Regions from separate parts of the Homo sapiens genome. Here region 2 is linked to region 1. The links are chromatin loops, found by intact Hi-C in ENCODE. Cell type or tissue: B cell. All regions are shown on one strand.

Region 1 (8,000 bases):
ATCGCCACATTATGAAAATGTATTCGGTTTGTGCATCTTTGGTCACTGGAAACTAAATTACCATACAAACAAAGGCATGGTAAGTGGGATGTGGCAGCCGGTCACTAAGAGACTCTAGGACTCAGTTTCTCAACCTGGTTAACAACTATCCTGGCCAACATGGTGAAACCCTGCTTCTATCAAAAAATGCAAAAATTTGCCAGGCGTGGCGGCTGTAGTCCCAGCTACTCGGGAGGCTGAGGTGGGAGAATTGCTCGAAAGTGGGAGGTGGAGGTTGCAGAGAGCTGCGATTGCACCACTGCACTCCAGCCTGAGCAACAAAGCAAGACCCTGTCTCAAAAATAAATAAATAAAAATAGTTAAGCCAACACAATCCACATTCACCTGGATGGCTGATGTTTACTTAGAATTAAGCACTCTATGAAAAGTATCATCGGAGGGCGCCAGGAGCCTAGCAAAGGACAGGTGCTTCACACATTAAATGGATAAATGTCCATTCATTCAACAAATATGCATGCCTACTATGTGCCAGGAACTGTTTTAAGTGCTTGGAATACAAAAACAAAAACAAAGCTCATTGCCTTGTAGAGCTCACATTCTAGTTGGGGTGGGAAGAGAGGGAAAGAAACATAAATAAATACATCACATAGCCTATTCTAAGGTAGTGTTATGGGGGAAGGTAATGTAGTCTAAGGTGGGGCTGGGAGATGGATGGAGGCGTCTGCAATCTGAGAGTCTGAGCATACTTCCTTGAGGTGACACTGAAAGGCTTCTGTGATATCTCCCCTTTGACTCTGTTAGCAAGATTCCTGTAGGTAGGACATCCCTCGATGCTGCCACACCCGTTCTTCCTCCACTTCTTAAGCCCTTTTTTTTTTTTTTTTTTTTTTTTGAGATGGAGTCTCGCTCTGTCGCCCAGGCTGGAGTGCAGTGGCGCCATCTTGGCTCACTGCAACCTCTAACTCCCTGGTTCAAGCGATTATCCTGCCTCAGCCTCCCGAGTAGCTGGGACTACAGGCACGCGCCACCACACCCAGCTAATTTTTGTATTTTCAGTAGAGACAGGGTTTCACCATGTTGGCCAGGACGGTCTCGATCTCCTGACCTCATGATCTGCCTGCCCACCTTGGCCTCCCAAAGTGCTGGGATTACAGGCGTGAGCCACCGCGCCGGGCCCTACTTCCTAAGTCTTTAACAGTTCTAGGAAGGCTGTGGCTGCTCTTAATTAAGGGTTTTTTTGAACTACTTCTTCTACCATGAGAGCATATACTCATCAGAAAACCATGCAAAATCACAGCAAGCTTTTGAGGGCAAATTATGGGCATGCTATAAAGTGTGGAGTGGGGAGGGATTTTTGGCTGAACTCTAATTAGTAACAGCAACATTACTGGACATTTTGGGGCTTATAACATCGTTTATGAAGTAGTAAAATACACACATCCTCCTGGGAGTTAGCATGGATCTCCCATAATCATTTGCCTACGTATACATTTTAGACATTTCAGCAAATGTGTACACAGCATATATTTAAGGATATTTGATATTGGCTACAGAGGATCATTCTACTTTATAATTCCTCCTTTTCTCTAAAGTATTCCTTTATTTCATAATTGGAGAAACCTGAGTATTTAAAAACAAAAAACTAAAACCCATACTAGCAAGTCATTAAAAAATCATTTGCAGGTGGCTTTTGTAAACACACCTGGTTGTGTTGCATTTCTATTAGTAAAATATGGTAGATGGTTAGGTAATATAGAGGACATCTCTTCTTAAAAGCACTAGATTCATCAACACTGCCAGATTTTTGCCATATTAAGCTTAAACTGTTTTCAGCTTGAACATCATGGGGCAGGGCTGGATAGGGGGAAGAACCCAATACAGGGGCGGGAAAAGGTTTTTCAGACTCCTGAATTAAAATTTCACTTTGCACTGCCAAAGCCAAAGCATGGGCTAGCAGCCTTCACTATTTCATAGATTACATAAACTTGTAGTCTGATGCTGTAAATATCCTACCACCTGGACATTAAAAAAAAAAAAGGTCCCAAAACACTAACAAGGAAATAGTAATTAAAACGAACAAACATTTAGTGAGCTTTCCAGTTTGCTTTCAGACACCTGGCAATGGAAAACTATCAGGTACTGGTCTTTGATCTCCATTTACAGTGCCTTACGTCTACAAATACGTATAACCAAAATGATGAAATCCACACTTTTTCCCTGCCGTTTCCGTTCTTTGGGTAATAAGACATGCCCAAGTGGTTGGCATTTGTGACGCTGCAATTCGCCTTGGTACGGTCCCTCTAAGGAGTTATTACTAAAAGTCTACGTCAGGAAGAAGCGGGAGAAAAAAAGCAGGGTTTAACTCAGAACACCTGACTGCTGGTCTCAAGTTGCAATCGCAGCTCAGACTGGGAAGATACACAGGGCTGTTCTTGGAAGAAGGGCGGAAGGCAGTGGTGTTCTGTATTTTTGCACCCCAGTGGACATCAGACTCTGCCTCAAATTTGCAATGGCCTGCCTTCCTCAATTACACAGTTTTTCCTTCACTGACAGTCAACAGAGCAGCCACTACTTACTTTCCAGGTCTGAGTCTGGCAGAAAGAACGTTTTATTTACACACTTGGTCAGTACCCCACACCTCATGCAGCAACGTCTTCCGGGTCATTTAAATAGTAGCAATCTCAATACAAATGTAGGAATTTCTCAAATTTCGAATTTCTCAAATTTCTAAAGATCGCCCTCTATGAAGGCAACACACGAATAGAAGAGTTTTTGGTCACAGTGACTGAGCATCAAAAACGCTGTGTCAACTGTGTCTACTCTCCCTACCTGTAAGGCATAATTTATATGTGACAGTATACACTTTGTGTGTTAAGATAAACGGAACGGATCTCTTGGATTTCAATACATAACAAAAATGTTCATGTTCTTCTCTTACTTTCATTCAACAAAAGTTAATAGACTCCTCTGATTTTAGGAATTCAGACCTTGAAAACCCAGAAACTAAAATTTTAGGTTTAAAAAAGTCTATCAAAATGACTAAACTTCCTGATTCAAGCACCAGGGACAGAAAAAAGATAAAACACACCAACCAACCAACCGACCAACCATTTATTTATAACCTTAAACATGCCTATACATGAACTTAGAGAACGTTAAAGTTTCAAGGGTTCGAAGCGCCTAGGCTGAATTAAAACAAAAGTTGTTTTGTGTTCTATTAATAGCAGATGATTAACAGATATCTTATTTCACCTGGAATTCATTTGTAAGTATGTAAACTAAACAGGCCACTAATCCTAAGTCTCTGTCTGTGTCTGGAAAAATTCTCTCCTAATACATGCAAGTTAAGAGACCGGCTATCAACGCATTCCTTAAGGTTAGGTCAATTTCATTAAAACCTCGGTTGTTCTTTGACTTCAAGAACCTCACCAAATAACCCATATATAAAAGCCAAGTTCAACTGAAAGGTGGGAGAGGAAGGGTCTAAGGAGGAGGGCGTTTCCCGGGAGAACGCCCAGAGCTCGGCTCACCTGGCGATCCTAATTACAGGGGAGTTTCACCCCCACATTCTTGGGCGCTTTCTTTTCTTAGAGGAAACTCGAGCTTGTGTCTTTGGTCCCGGAGGGCTTAAGCCCGGCAGCCAGGACAGCACGGGTCACTGATTCCAAGAAGTTGGGAGGAGGACGTGGGCCCCACCGACGCACAACAGACCCCTCCCCAACTTAAGTGCACTAGTTGTAAAATGTGTAGCTGGTCAGGGGATGGGGGGTGGTCTCCAGAGCTCTGAGGGTCAGGGAAGAGGAGAAGGGACGGGGAGGAGAAGGGACAGGGGAGGCGGAGAAGGGCCAGGAGAGGAGGGGGAGACACACGGGGAAGGAGGAAGAACCAAGAGGAGGGGGAGGGGGAGGGGGAGGGAGGGGGATAGACTGGGGAGAAGAAGGGACAGGGGAGGAGGGGGAGACACACGGGGGAGAAGGAAGAACCAGGAGGAGGGGAGGGACAGTGTCGAGGGGCAGGGGAGGAGGGAGAGTGAACGGGGAGCGGAGGGGCAGAGGGAGAGGTACAGCGGGGCGGGAAAGAGAGACAGGGAAGAAGCACAGGGAGGAGGGGAGGGAAGGAGGAGGAAAAGTAGGGGGGAGGGGATGGGGAGGGACTGGGAGGAAGGAGAGGGCCAGGGGAGGAAGAAGAGGGGCTGTGGAGGGCCAGGGGAGGAGTGGGAGAGACCGGGAGAGGTGGAAGGACGCGGGGGAGGGGAGCTGGAGGGAGGGAAAGTACCTTCCCGCGTAAAGTCCCCTTCTGAACCCCGAGGTGGAAAGCCCTGACCTCCCTGAGCCCCGGGCCCTGGGCTTACCCGGTAGGTGCTCTCCGTGAGCCGGTTCACCTCCTCGGGCCCCCGGGACATGGCTGCGGCCGCCGGGCGAGCAAGCGCGGGAGGACGCGGCTGGGCCTCGTGGCCGCCGGACTCCGGGCAGCGGGAGGGCCGGGGCGCGACTAAGGGGCTCTGGAGGGTCGGCCGCCGCCGCAGCCGTCGGCCCGAGAGTGCCCGCGCGCGTCTCCGCTGCGAAAATGTCAAAACTTGCGGCAGCGCCGCCCTGGCCTTCTTCGAGGAGCAGAGGAGAAGCGGCCGGACGCCGCCAGAGGAAGCTGGGCGGGCCGGGCGGCCCCACCTGAGGCGGGCGGGGCAGACGGGGGCGGGGCCGCAGGGCCGGAGGGGCGTGGCGTACCCACCTGAGGCGGCCTGGTGAGCGGGGCCCGGCCGGGGTGGGCGGGGAGGAGGCGGGGCCAGGCAGCTGGAATGGGCGTGGCCAGAGGGAAGCGGGCCCCCCGAGTGGGCGGGGTCACCCCACCTGTGGCGGACAGGGCAGCGAGGCCACGGTGCGCCCCCTCGCGGCTCTCCCAGAGCTCCGGCGACGTAGGGCCCGAGACCCTGGAGTGGGGACCGGTGTGGAGTGGGCTGCTCGCTTTGCTGTTTTGCTAGGGCAAGGGCAGCCTGGGGGTGTTTAGACTGTGGTCCTGGAGCCCTTGTTTGCCTCGCGTGGTGCTGGCCCCGGGGACCCCGAGGCCCACTTCCTCCATGAGGGCTTCCTTCAAGCCCTGCGTTTTGGGGACCAAGGGAAGGGGCCACATTCCCCAGTTGTATTGATTTCCCTGATTGATCTCTTCTTGCCCCGCCGCTCACTGACCCCAAAAGTTAGAGGGACCCGTGGGGGCATCGGCCCTCCTAGGTGGAGAAAACGGGCTGCCACTTGCAGTTTTGAAAGCTCCTGATATATCAAAAAATTAATAAATGCCAGGGTCTAGTTACCGAAATGTTAGTACTTTTTTTTTTTTGAGATGGAGTCTCACTCTGTCGCCTAGGCTGGAGTGCAGTGGTGCGATCTCAGCTTGCTGCAACCTCCGCTTCCCAGGTTCAAGCGATTCTCCTGCCTGGCATGAGCCATCCTGCCTGGCCCCCAGATAGAAGCTTTTTGTTTGTTTTTGAGACAGAGTTTCACTCTTGTCCCCTCAGGCTGGAGTGCAGTGGTGCTCTCTCAGCTTGCTGCAATCTCTGCCCCCCAGGTTTAAGCAATTCTCCTGCCTCAGCCTCTCGAGTAGCTGAGATTACAGGTGCACGTGCCACCAAGCCAGGCTAATTTTTTTGTATTTTTAGTAGAGACGGGGTTTCACCATGTTGGCCAGGTTGGTCCCGAGCTCCTAACCTCAGGTGATCCGCCCTGCTCAGCCTCCCAAAGTGCTGGGATTACAGGCTTGAACCACCGCGCCCGGCCCAGTAGTACATTTTTAAACTTTACATTAACAACGACCTTTAACTCAATGCAGTGTAACCATGCTACTCACGAGATTGTTGTAGGGTTTAGAAAACCACCTGAGCTGAAGTGTTAGGGAAGCCTCTCTTCTTGTCATCACTCAAACTCTGTGGAGGTGTGTGGCTCCTGGGCTCCCTATTTTGTCTCCATCCCGGCCTCAGCCCTGCCCAAGGGTGAGGCAGCTGCCTTCTTTGGGCCTCTCTTCCAGGATTATGTACCTTGGGCTGGGTGACAGCCTTCTCCCCAGTAAGAACCACCATTTAGCTACCTGAGACCCGCACCCAACAAGGGCAGAGGTCTTATTCTGATTTTTTAAAACCTCTGGGCTTGGTGGCTCATGCCTGTAATCCTAGCACTTTGGGAGGCCAAGGCAGGCGGATCACTTGAGGTCAGGAGTTCGAGACCAGCCTAGCCAACATGGTGAAACCGCCCTGCCCCCGTCTCTACTAAAAATACAAAAATTAGCCAGGCATGGTAGCACGTGCACCTGTAATCTCAGCTACTCGGGAGGCTGAGGCAGGAGAATTGCTTAAACCTGGGAGGCAGAGATTGCAGTGAGCTGAGATAGCACCACTGCACTCCAGCCTGAGGGACAAGAGCGAAACTCTGTCTCAAAAACAAACAAACAAAAAGCTTCTATCTGGGGGCCAGGCAGGATGGCTCATGCCTGTAATCCGAGCACTTCGGGAGACCAAGGCAGGAGGACTGGTTGAGTCTAGGAGTTCGAGGCCAGCCTAGGCAATATAGGGAGCCCACCCCCATCTCTGCAAAAAATATAATTAAAAACATTAGCCAAGTGTGATAGTGTGCATCTGTAGTCCCAGCTATTCCGGAGGCTGAGGTAGGAGGATGGCTTGAGCCCAAGAGGTTGCAGTGAGCTGTGATGGTGCCACTGCATTCCAGCTTGGGCCACAGAGTGAGACTCTGTTTCAAAAAACAAACAAAAATGCCAAAACGTCTATGTGAGTGCAATTGCATCTTTTATGGGCTGTTAAGATGTGAGACTTCTGGCCAGGCGCAGTGGCTCACGCCTGTAATGCCAGCACTTTAGGAGACTGAGGCAGGCAGATCACCTGAGGTCAGGAGTTTGAGACCAGCCTGACCAACATGGAGAAACCCCGTCTATACTAAAAATACAACATTGACCAGGTTTGATGGTGCATGCCTAAATCCCAGCTACTCAGCAGGCTGAGGCAGGAGAATCACTTGAACCTGGGAGGCTGAGGTTGTGGTGAGTGAGATCACGCCATTGCACTCCAGCCTGGGCAACAAGAGCGAAAATTTGTCTCAAAAAAAAAAAAAAAAGAAAAAGAAAAGAAAAGAAAAAAGAAAGATGTGAGACTTCTAAACTAATCTTGTGATAAAGTTCACTAGGAAATATACACAATGAAGGCACTGTGTGGCCCAGATGGGAACATCAAGAGGGTGAGTACCACTGGACTTAGAACAGAAACCACCACCTGGACTTGGGGACTGTTTTATTGGGTTTTGCAAACTATAAAACACATCATGCAGCTAGGCACAGCGGCTCACGCCTGTAATCCCAGCACTTTGGGAGGCCAAGGTGGGTGGATCACTTGGGGTCAGGAGTTAGAGATCAGCCTCACCAATATGGTGAAGCCCCGTCTCTACTAAAAATACAAAAATTAGCCGGGTGTGGTGGCAGGCACCTGTAGTCCCAGCTACTCGGGAGGCTGAGACAGGAGAAGCGCTTGAACCCGGGAGGCGGAGGTTACAGTGAGCCGGGATCTCATGCCACTGCACTGCAGCCTGGGCAAGAGAGTGAGACTCTGTCTCAAAACAAACAAGCAAACAAAAAAAACTTACCATTCTTGGGAACCAAAATGTTATGTCTTCCTGATGTTAGGGGGAAATAACACATCAGTCCCAAGTTTCTGGCAATGGAAGCAGGTGCCTTCTTCTTTAACAGATTTACAGTATTTAGTTCATGAGGTTTGCCAACTGGGTTTCACTTCCCATATGGGAGATGCATTCATGACTTTATAATTTCTACCATTATGTATTCGGCTCTGCAAGTATGTCTGTTGGTTTTTATTGAAACTTGAAAATAGGCTGGGCGCGGTGGCTCACGCCTGTAATCCCAGCACTTTGGGAGGCCGAGGCGGGTGGATCACAAGGTCAGGAGATCGAGACCATCCTGGTCAACGTGGTGAAACCCCGTCTCTACTAAAA
Region 2 (8,000 bases), 85 kb before region 1:
CCAGCACTTTGGGAGGCCGAGGCAGACAGATCACGAGGTCAGGAGTTTGAGACCAGCCTGACCAACATGGCAAAACCCTGTCTCTACTAATAATACAAAAATTAGCCAGGCATGGTGGTGCGCCCCAGTAATCCCAGCTACTGAGGAGGCTGAGGCAGGAGAATCACTTGAACCCGGGAGGTGGAGGTTGCAGTGAGCCGAGATCACTCCACTGTACTCCAGCCTGGGCGACAGAGCAAGAAAGACTCCACCTTAACAACAACAAAAAACAAACATGTGCCCAGCTACCTTCGCCCCTAAAGGTAAGGGGATAGAGGTGCGAAAAGGTGGTCCTGGAAGTAATAAAGGGGGACCTGTGATTCCCACCAACACAGGCAAATTTGGCCCAGATCAAGTTAGGAAACACACGATTGAAATCTGGAAGAGAAAACTGGCTCCTACCACATTGCTTCTCTCGATCATGGGTGAAGCCTGAGGAGTTCCAGACACGGGGGTAGAGGCTGGGGTCTTTATTTCTTCGATCATATTCATGATTTTCTCTGGCACTTTGATGGCATCAACACAGGTCTCCTGCCACCGAGGCAGCTTGGAATTCAGTAGTTCTGCAGACTGCAAAGCCAAAAGAAGAAGACTAAAGACAAAGAAGATTGTCTGAAGAGCTGAGAAAAATGACATCACGTCATATCGCTGATAACAGATTACTGGCTTAGCACCAGGAGTGTGGGGGCCCTGGGTTAAACTCGGTGAGCACTTTAAGCACCTAGAGGATCAGCTGTGTCTCACCGGCTGAGAGGGGCAAAGGCTCTGACTCAAAAGGAAATTTCCTGATCCCTCAGTGTGAATACAGAGCATGGGACTAATACGGGGATGGTAAATGGTTAAGAGCAAGAACAGAAACTCAAAGGGAGGGAGGGAGCAATCTGTATGAATCCCGTTTTCCAGGTGGCCCCAGAAACGCCAACCATCACTTTCTCCCTCCCACTCCTACTAAAAGCAGCACCTCCAACACAGGCCACGGGCCCCGTAGTTGACTCTGACCGATTCAGACATTAGAGAAGTGAATCAGACACTGTCCTGAGAGTCTGTCTATGGGGAAGAGGGACTGGGTGAGTGGTGGGCAGTGCTGAGGGACGCCCCCACCACAGGCCAAACAAGGTTTTGCAGAGCAGACCTGACCAGCAGGGGTGAGAACCCGCAACCCTGGAGGCAGAGTGCCCCTCCAGCACCCACAAGCCTGGCTCTGCTCCTGACAACTGGATTCTCAGAGGCCCCCCAAGCGCTTCCAGTGAGCACCTTTTCTGAAGAGCACTCTGGTTGGGAAAGGGGAGGCAGGAGCCTGTCCTGCGGCTGTGTGCATGGCAGTCACACTGCTTTTACTCAGCCTCTGAGTTTATCAAGAGTGGTGGGGGGCTGATGTCAGTCCTGGGGAAGGGCAAAGACCCCCTCACACCACCCCTGTCCCCAAATGCCACCCCACCCCCAACTGTCACCCCACCCCCAACTGTCACCCTGACACTCTGCAGCACCGTGGACCAGCTGCTTGGGCCTGCTTCATCCCAACTCCACAGAAAGGACTGAGGCGCTTTAGCTGAATTAAGGGAAGCCACAAAACCAGTTTTCAGATACTCGAAGAAACTTCCAGCATAGAAACGAGCAGATTTGGTCTGCGTCACTCTAGAAAGCATTACTGGGACCGATGGTTAAGTCTAAGAAAGACTCTGCTGATAACTGGAGCTCCCTGAAAAGGTGCTAGGCTGCCTCATGACACGGTGGGGATATCACGCAGGAAGAGAACCTCAAGGTCACCTCTGTCCTCTCCAGCCTGCGACCCTGGTGCCACAGGATGCCCTCACTCTGGGAAGAGAAGATTCTAAAGTGAACTCTACATTCCCGAAACTAGTACAGACATGCTGTTGACAAAAGTGATCACCTAATACAGCAACTATTTCCTTTGCTGTAACCATTTTCTTCTGCTTTTTTGAGAGAGGATTTTGGCTCTGTCACCCAGGCTGGAGTGCACTGGCACAATCACAGCTCACTGCAACCTCGAACTCCTGGGCTCAAACAATCCTTCCACCTCAGCCTCCTGAGTAGCTGGGGCCACAGATGCACATCACCACAACTGGCTAATTAAAACTTTTTTTTTTTTTTTTTGGTAGAGATAGGGTCTCGCTATGCTGCCCAGGCTGGTCTGGAACTCCTGGGCTCAAGTGATCCTCCTGCCTTGGGCTCCCAAAGGGCTGGGATTATAGGCATGAGCCACTGTGCCTGGCCTGCTGTACTAATTTTAAATCTTATTTAGGGAGCTGAATACTCCTTTTTCTTCCTTTTTTTTTTTTTTTTTTTTTGAGACAGAGTCTTGCTCTGTTGCCCAGGCTGAAGTGCAGTGGTGTGATCTGGGCTCACTGCAACCTCAGCCTCCTGGGTTCAAACAATTCTCCTGCCTCAGCCTCCTGAGTAGCTGGGATTACAGGTGCTCACCACATGTGATTAATTTTTGTATTTTTAGTAGAGACAGGGTTTCACCATGTTGGCCAGGCTGGTCTCAAACTCCTGACCTCAAGTGATTCACCCACTTTGGTCTCCCAAAGTGCTGGGATTACAGGCGTGAGCCACCATGCGCAGTCCTGAATATTCCTTAAAGTTGTAAAAAGTTTATAGAAAATACAACATTTGCATACATACAAGGCCAAAGTATTTTTCCTTTAAAACAAAGACAAAGCTGACTTATATTCAAGCTCTTGCAAAGCTTCTCCTATATTGGAACACTCTCTAACTTTACTATGAACAACAATGAATTTCTGACCTCAACCAGTGCTAGTTTTGGATGTTTACAAAGGCCCAACAGAGTTCATAATTTAAAACAAAGGAAAGGAAATGTGACATGTGTTGCATCATGATTCCTGGGGGTTCGAACCTCACAGCTGTGTGTGTTGGAAGGAGGGTGATGAGGTCATTCAGTTGAATAAACCAGGAACCAATACCACCAAGAGGAATGAACGCATCACTGAGCCCAGCTGTCCTGATGCGCGTGAATGGGGGCCCGTGGGCTGGGGCAGAGCTGCCCGTGACCCCCGGACACGGACCCATGAAGGGAGCATCTCAAATCGCCCAGGTGGGGTAGACCTGGGCCCGCTGGGACTCACCAGCAGCCATGGTGAAGACACTGATGCTGAGGACACATCAGAAAGGGCCTGGGGAAAGCTGACTCGCAGGTGAGAAGAGCAAACATGTGCTATTTTTCAATGATGAAGCATTATTTTATGAAGGACTTTAAATATGGATGTATTATTAATTTATTAAACATTATACATGGACGTTTGACCATTTCAGCTGTATTTCTATAAGTTTATATGTTCAAGTTGGCCAAACACAGTTTCTCTGGAATCTTTTCATTGGCAAAATGGCCCACTGCTTTATATTGGGCATGTGTGGAAGGTGAGTGGCGTGCATGTGTGTATATCTCTGTACGTATGGACTGATTGAGACAGGGTCCCGCTCTGTTGCTCAGGTTGGAGTGCAGTGGCACAATCATGGCTCACTGCAGCCTCAACTTCCCAGGCTGAAGGGATCCTCCCACCTCAGCCTCCTGAGTAGCTGGGACTACAGGCACATGCTACCATGCCTGGCTAGTTTTTTTTTTATTATTTTTTATAGAGACAGAGTTTTGCCATGTTGCCCAGGCCCACCTCAGCCTCCCAAAGTGCTGGGATTACAGGCGTGGGCCACGGCCCAGCCTTCTGGGGCATTTAAATATGAAATAAAGTTATTAATACGCTCAAGGCAATTTGCCACCACACCCACCTGTAAGTGATAATAATGTATGTGGTTTGCAAAGCCACAGTGCTTATCAACCAGAAAGCAGAAGCGCCTCTTCTCTTCAAGCAGAGCCTCTTTGCAACCATCTGCAATGAATTTCTGGATTTCACTCTGACGAGAAGTAACGGTCTCCACATACTAAAAAAAAAAAAATAATAATAATAATAATTATATAAGCATGACATGAGCATCAGATAGCGTGCAGCCTGACGTTTATCTTCTGCCATCTTTACACCTGCTTTATTTGAATAATAGAGTAAATACATGAGAGGAAAGAATGCTGTAACCTGACCTAAGTAGATACCATCGTTCTCCTTGAGGTCCCTGACTCGTGTGCAGAGAGAAGTTGCCCAAGGGCTTGACATTCCCACGGGGCAATTTGCACAAATATTACTTTGTACTTCAGAGATATGATCGTGTCCTACTGGAAAGCACCACGGGCTTTGGAACCAGAAAGTTCCAGGTTCAAACCCAGTTCCAAATGCCAACAATAGGTGATATGCTTTGGCTGTGTCCCCACCCAAATCTCATCTTGAATTGTAGCTCCCGTAATTCCTATGTGTTTGGGGAGGGACCTGGTGGGAGGTAATTGAATCATGGGGGCAGGTCTTTCCCATGCCATTCTTGTGATAGTGAATAAGTCTCACAAGATCTGATGGCTTCATAAAGGGAGTTTCCCTGCACAAGCTCTCCTTTGCCTGCTGCCATCCATGTAAGACGTGACTTGCTCCTCCTTCCCTTCCACCATGATTGTGAGGCCTCCCCGGCCATGTGGAACTGTGAGTCCATTAAATCTCTTTCTTTTGTAAATTGCCCAGTCTCGGGGTATGTCTTTACCAGCAGCATGAAAATGGAGTAATAAAATATGATTTAACCTAAGCCTCATTTTCCCCATCTGTACAATGGGAATAGTAACACTGATCATGGAGAGTCCCTTCTTCTTTCAGAGCCAGGATAAAAAGCCCATGTTTTGGCAGGAGGTCACTGATTAATTATACTTAACTCAGGGAAACTCTACAGCCTTCAGCTCTCAGTCAAAATGCTTATTTTTAAAAACTGATAGATTATATATTTATAGGGCACATGTGATAATGATCAAAGCAGGGTCCTTGGGTGGCCATCACCTCAAATTCTTATTGTTTCTATGTGTTGGGGACATTCCAAGACCTCTCTTCTAACTATTTTGAAATAATGCATCGCTGTTAACTATAGTCACCCTACTCTGCTATTGGACACTAGAACTTATTTCTTTTATCCAATTGTATGTTTGGACCCATTAACCAACCTCTCCTTCATCCACTCCCCAGTCAACACAATGACCATCCTCAGCTATCTAGAGAATGACAGGTAACCATCATTCTACTCCCCACTTCCATGAGATCAACTTCAAAACTTTTTTTTTTTTTTGAGATGGAGTCTCATTCTGTCACCCAGGCTGGAGTGCAGTGGCATAATCTCGGCTCACTGCAACCTCTGCCTCCCAAGTTCAAGCAATTCTCCTGCCTCAGCCTCCGAGTAGCTGTGACTACAGGTACCTGCCATCACCCCAGCTAGTTTTTGTAGAGGCAAGGTTTCACCACATTGGCCAGGCTGGTCTCGAACTCCTGACCTCATATGATCCTACTGCCTCGGCCTCCCAAAGTGCTGGGATTACAGGCGTGAGCCACCGCACCCGGCTAACCTCCTCTTAAACTGTGCAAATTGTCAACAACAAAAGAAAACAAGATATTGTTGAAAAGCTCACCTCAATTTCTTTGTGTTCATATTTGAGTGCGTTTCGGCTTCCTTGGCTTTTCCTTCTGATCTTCTTCAACTCAGCTTGGGATTTCTCCAAAGACTCTAATTTATTCTTGTGTTCTGTTTGGTATCTTTTTAGAGTTGCCTGTAAGTTAAATGGCTGTGCTTATTTTACTGTGGCACCACACGAATTGTCACACAGTTTGCCTTTACTCACACTTCCACTGTGTGTGGCTCAACGGGGCCCTGACACCCTCACTTCACACCATCCTCACACTGGCTGGGGCCCCCACACCCACACCAGTTCACACCATCCTCCTGCTGGCCGGGGTCCCATGCCCACACTTCGCACCATCCTCATGCTGACCAGGGCCCTCATCCCTCAGTTCACACCGTCTGCATGCTGGCTGGGACCCTCACCCTGCAGTTCACACCATCCACACACTGGCTGGGACCCTCACTCATTTCACACCATCCTTACACTGGCTGGGACCATCACCCCGCAGTTCACACCATCTGCATGTTGGCTGGGGACGCTCACCACACAGTTCACATCATCCTCACACTGGCCGGGGCCCTCGCTCATTTCACACCATCTTTACGCTGGCTGGGACTGTCACCCCGTAGTTCACACCATCTGCATGATGGCTGGGACCCTCACTCTGCAGTTCACACCATCTGCATGCTGGCTGGGACCCTCACCCCACAGTTCACATCATCCTCACACTGGCCGGGGCCCTCACTCATTTCACACCATCCTTACGCTGGCTGGGACCCTCACCCCGCAGCTCACACCATCTGCATGATGGCTGGGACCCTTACTCTGCAACTCACACCATCTGCATGCTGGCTGGGACCCTCAACCCGCAGTTCACACCATCCACACACTGGTTAGAGCCCTCACCCCTCAGTTCACATTGCCCCCTTCATGCAACTTTAATGTCTTGGCTTTGTTCTAAAGGTTACTGTTTAAATGAGGAGCCCCCGACCAGAAGCCAAGTCTCTAAGGACATCTTCTCTTTCTTTTATTCCTTCTTTCCTCAAAGGCTTTTTGATGCTGGGTGGTTAACTTTCTTCTGCCACCCAAAGTCTCAAAGTTCCATCCAAAGCACTTAGCCACCAAGGTGGTTGCAGCAAGCTGAGATCGCGCCACTGCACTCTCTGCCTCCCGGGTTCAAGTGATTCTTGTGCCTCAGCCTCTCCAGTAGCTGGGATTACAGGCGCACACAACCACGCCCGGCTGTATTTTTAGTAGAGACCAGGTTTCACCATGTCAGCCAGGCTGGTCTCGAACTCCTGACCTTGGATCCACCCGCCTTGGCCTCCCAAAGTGCTGGGATTACAGGCGTGAGCCACCACGCCCAGTGAACACAGGGTCTTAAACGGACCCGCGTCAGAATTCAAATCCTTGTTTTCCCTATAATCTGTGAAGTGCAGATAAGAAGGATGTCTGGCCGGCATGGTGGCTCACGCCTCTAATCCCAGCACTTTAGGAGGCCGAGGCAGGTGCACCACGAGGTCAGAAGTTTGAGACCAGCCTGGCTAAAATGGTGAAACCCCGTCTCTACTAAAAAATACAAAAATTAGCCGGGTGCAGTGGTGGGTGCCTGTAATCCCAGCTAATTGGGAGGCTGAGGTAGGAGAATCGCTGGAACCCAGGAGGCGGAGGTTGCAGTGAGCCCCGAGATTGCGCCACTGCACTCCAGCCTAGGCAACAGAGCAGGACTCCATCTCAAAAAAAAAAAAAAAAAGAATGGTGTCTATGTTTTGGAGTTTCTGAAGGCATAGCAATTAGATAACGTATGTAAATCACTTGGCATGAAATGCACCTTAGCAGCTGTCCGGGTCCTGTGGCCTCCTGCCGGGAGGGTGCAGCCAGGCAGCAGTCCTCACGAGGACGACAGGGGAGGGATGATTCCAGGGCAACTCGCACACTCACTGCCACATGGGGGTCTGGGTGAGCAGGAAGGGGACTTTGGGTGGCAGGAGAAAGTTAAGTACTCTATAGAGCAAGGGAAGATGGCAAGAGCCCTCAATACCGGGTCTGTAGGGCCACCCTGAAGGGGACCTGGATAAACCTGCTGAAATGGACAAAAGTGGATAGAGAAGGGGCGCCATGCAGGAGCGGTCTCTGCAGATGGGCCAGGGCACACCGGGAGCCCCGGACGGTGCTCTCCCGCACACCACCCACAGCCTGAAGTGCTGCTGGCTTAGGAAGTGTTATGTCTGCATCAGCTGCAGCGACAGAAGCACAAATGTCCTACAGCGTGAATGTATTCTGTGAAGACAATGCTTTCTGGAAGCAGTGTGATTTCCTGCAATACTTTTTCCTATGCCTTTTTTTTTTTTTTTTGAGATGGAGTCTTGCTCTGTCGCCCAGGCTGGAGTGCAGTGGCGCAATCTTGGCTCACTGCAACCTCCGCCTCCCCGGTTCAAGCCATTCT

The links. A loop is a pair of places that touch in the nucleus more often than their neighbours do. Peaks named below come from ENCODE experiments on the same cell type or tissue, not always from the same donor. Only the 100,000 strongest peaks of a DNase experiment are listed, where the experiment ranks them.
Region 2: a loop joins it to region 1, with 4 times the contacts of the local background. A loop is called at or near these places in 9 of 110 quality-filtered maps.

Annotation. Positions count from the first base shown.
Region 1 is chr7:98,396,451-98,404,450 of GRCh38, forward strand. It overlaps BAIAP2L1 (BAR/IMD domain containing adaptor protein 2 like 1), which reads right to left and starts at 4,640. Exons shown (of 14, transcript NM_018842.5): 1 at 4,352-4,640. The coding sequence starts at 4,402. RefSeq lists a silencer at 4,314-4,973. In B cell, a CTCF peak has its summit at 4,895 (motif pointing left); a DNase peak (open chromatin) is centred at 4,791; H3K4me3 peaks cover 999 bases; H3K27me3 peaks cover 2,265 bases.
Region 2 is chr7:98,311,656-98,319,655 of GRCh38, forward strand. It overlaps BAIAP2L1 (BAR/IMD domain containing adaptor protein 2 like 1), which reads right to left. Exons shown (of 14, transcript NM_018842.5): 6 at 5,564-5,701; 7 at 3,805-3,957; 8 at 442-609. It also overlaps a transcript of BRI3 not described here. Among named protein-coding and RNA genes, the nearest start is that of BRI3, 34 kb to the left of the region's middle. RefSeq lists a silencer at 1,203-1,350 and an enhancer at 5,958-6,458. In B cell, no CTCF peak of the experiment used is centred here; DNase peaks (open chromatin) are centred at 3,026 and 3,826; H3K4me3 peaks cover 2,153 bases; H3K27ac peaks cover 1,278 bases; H3K27me3 peaks cover 2,771 bases.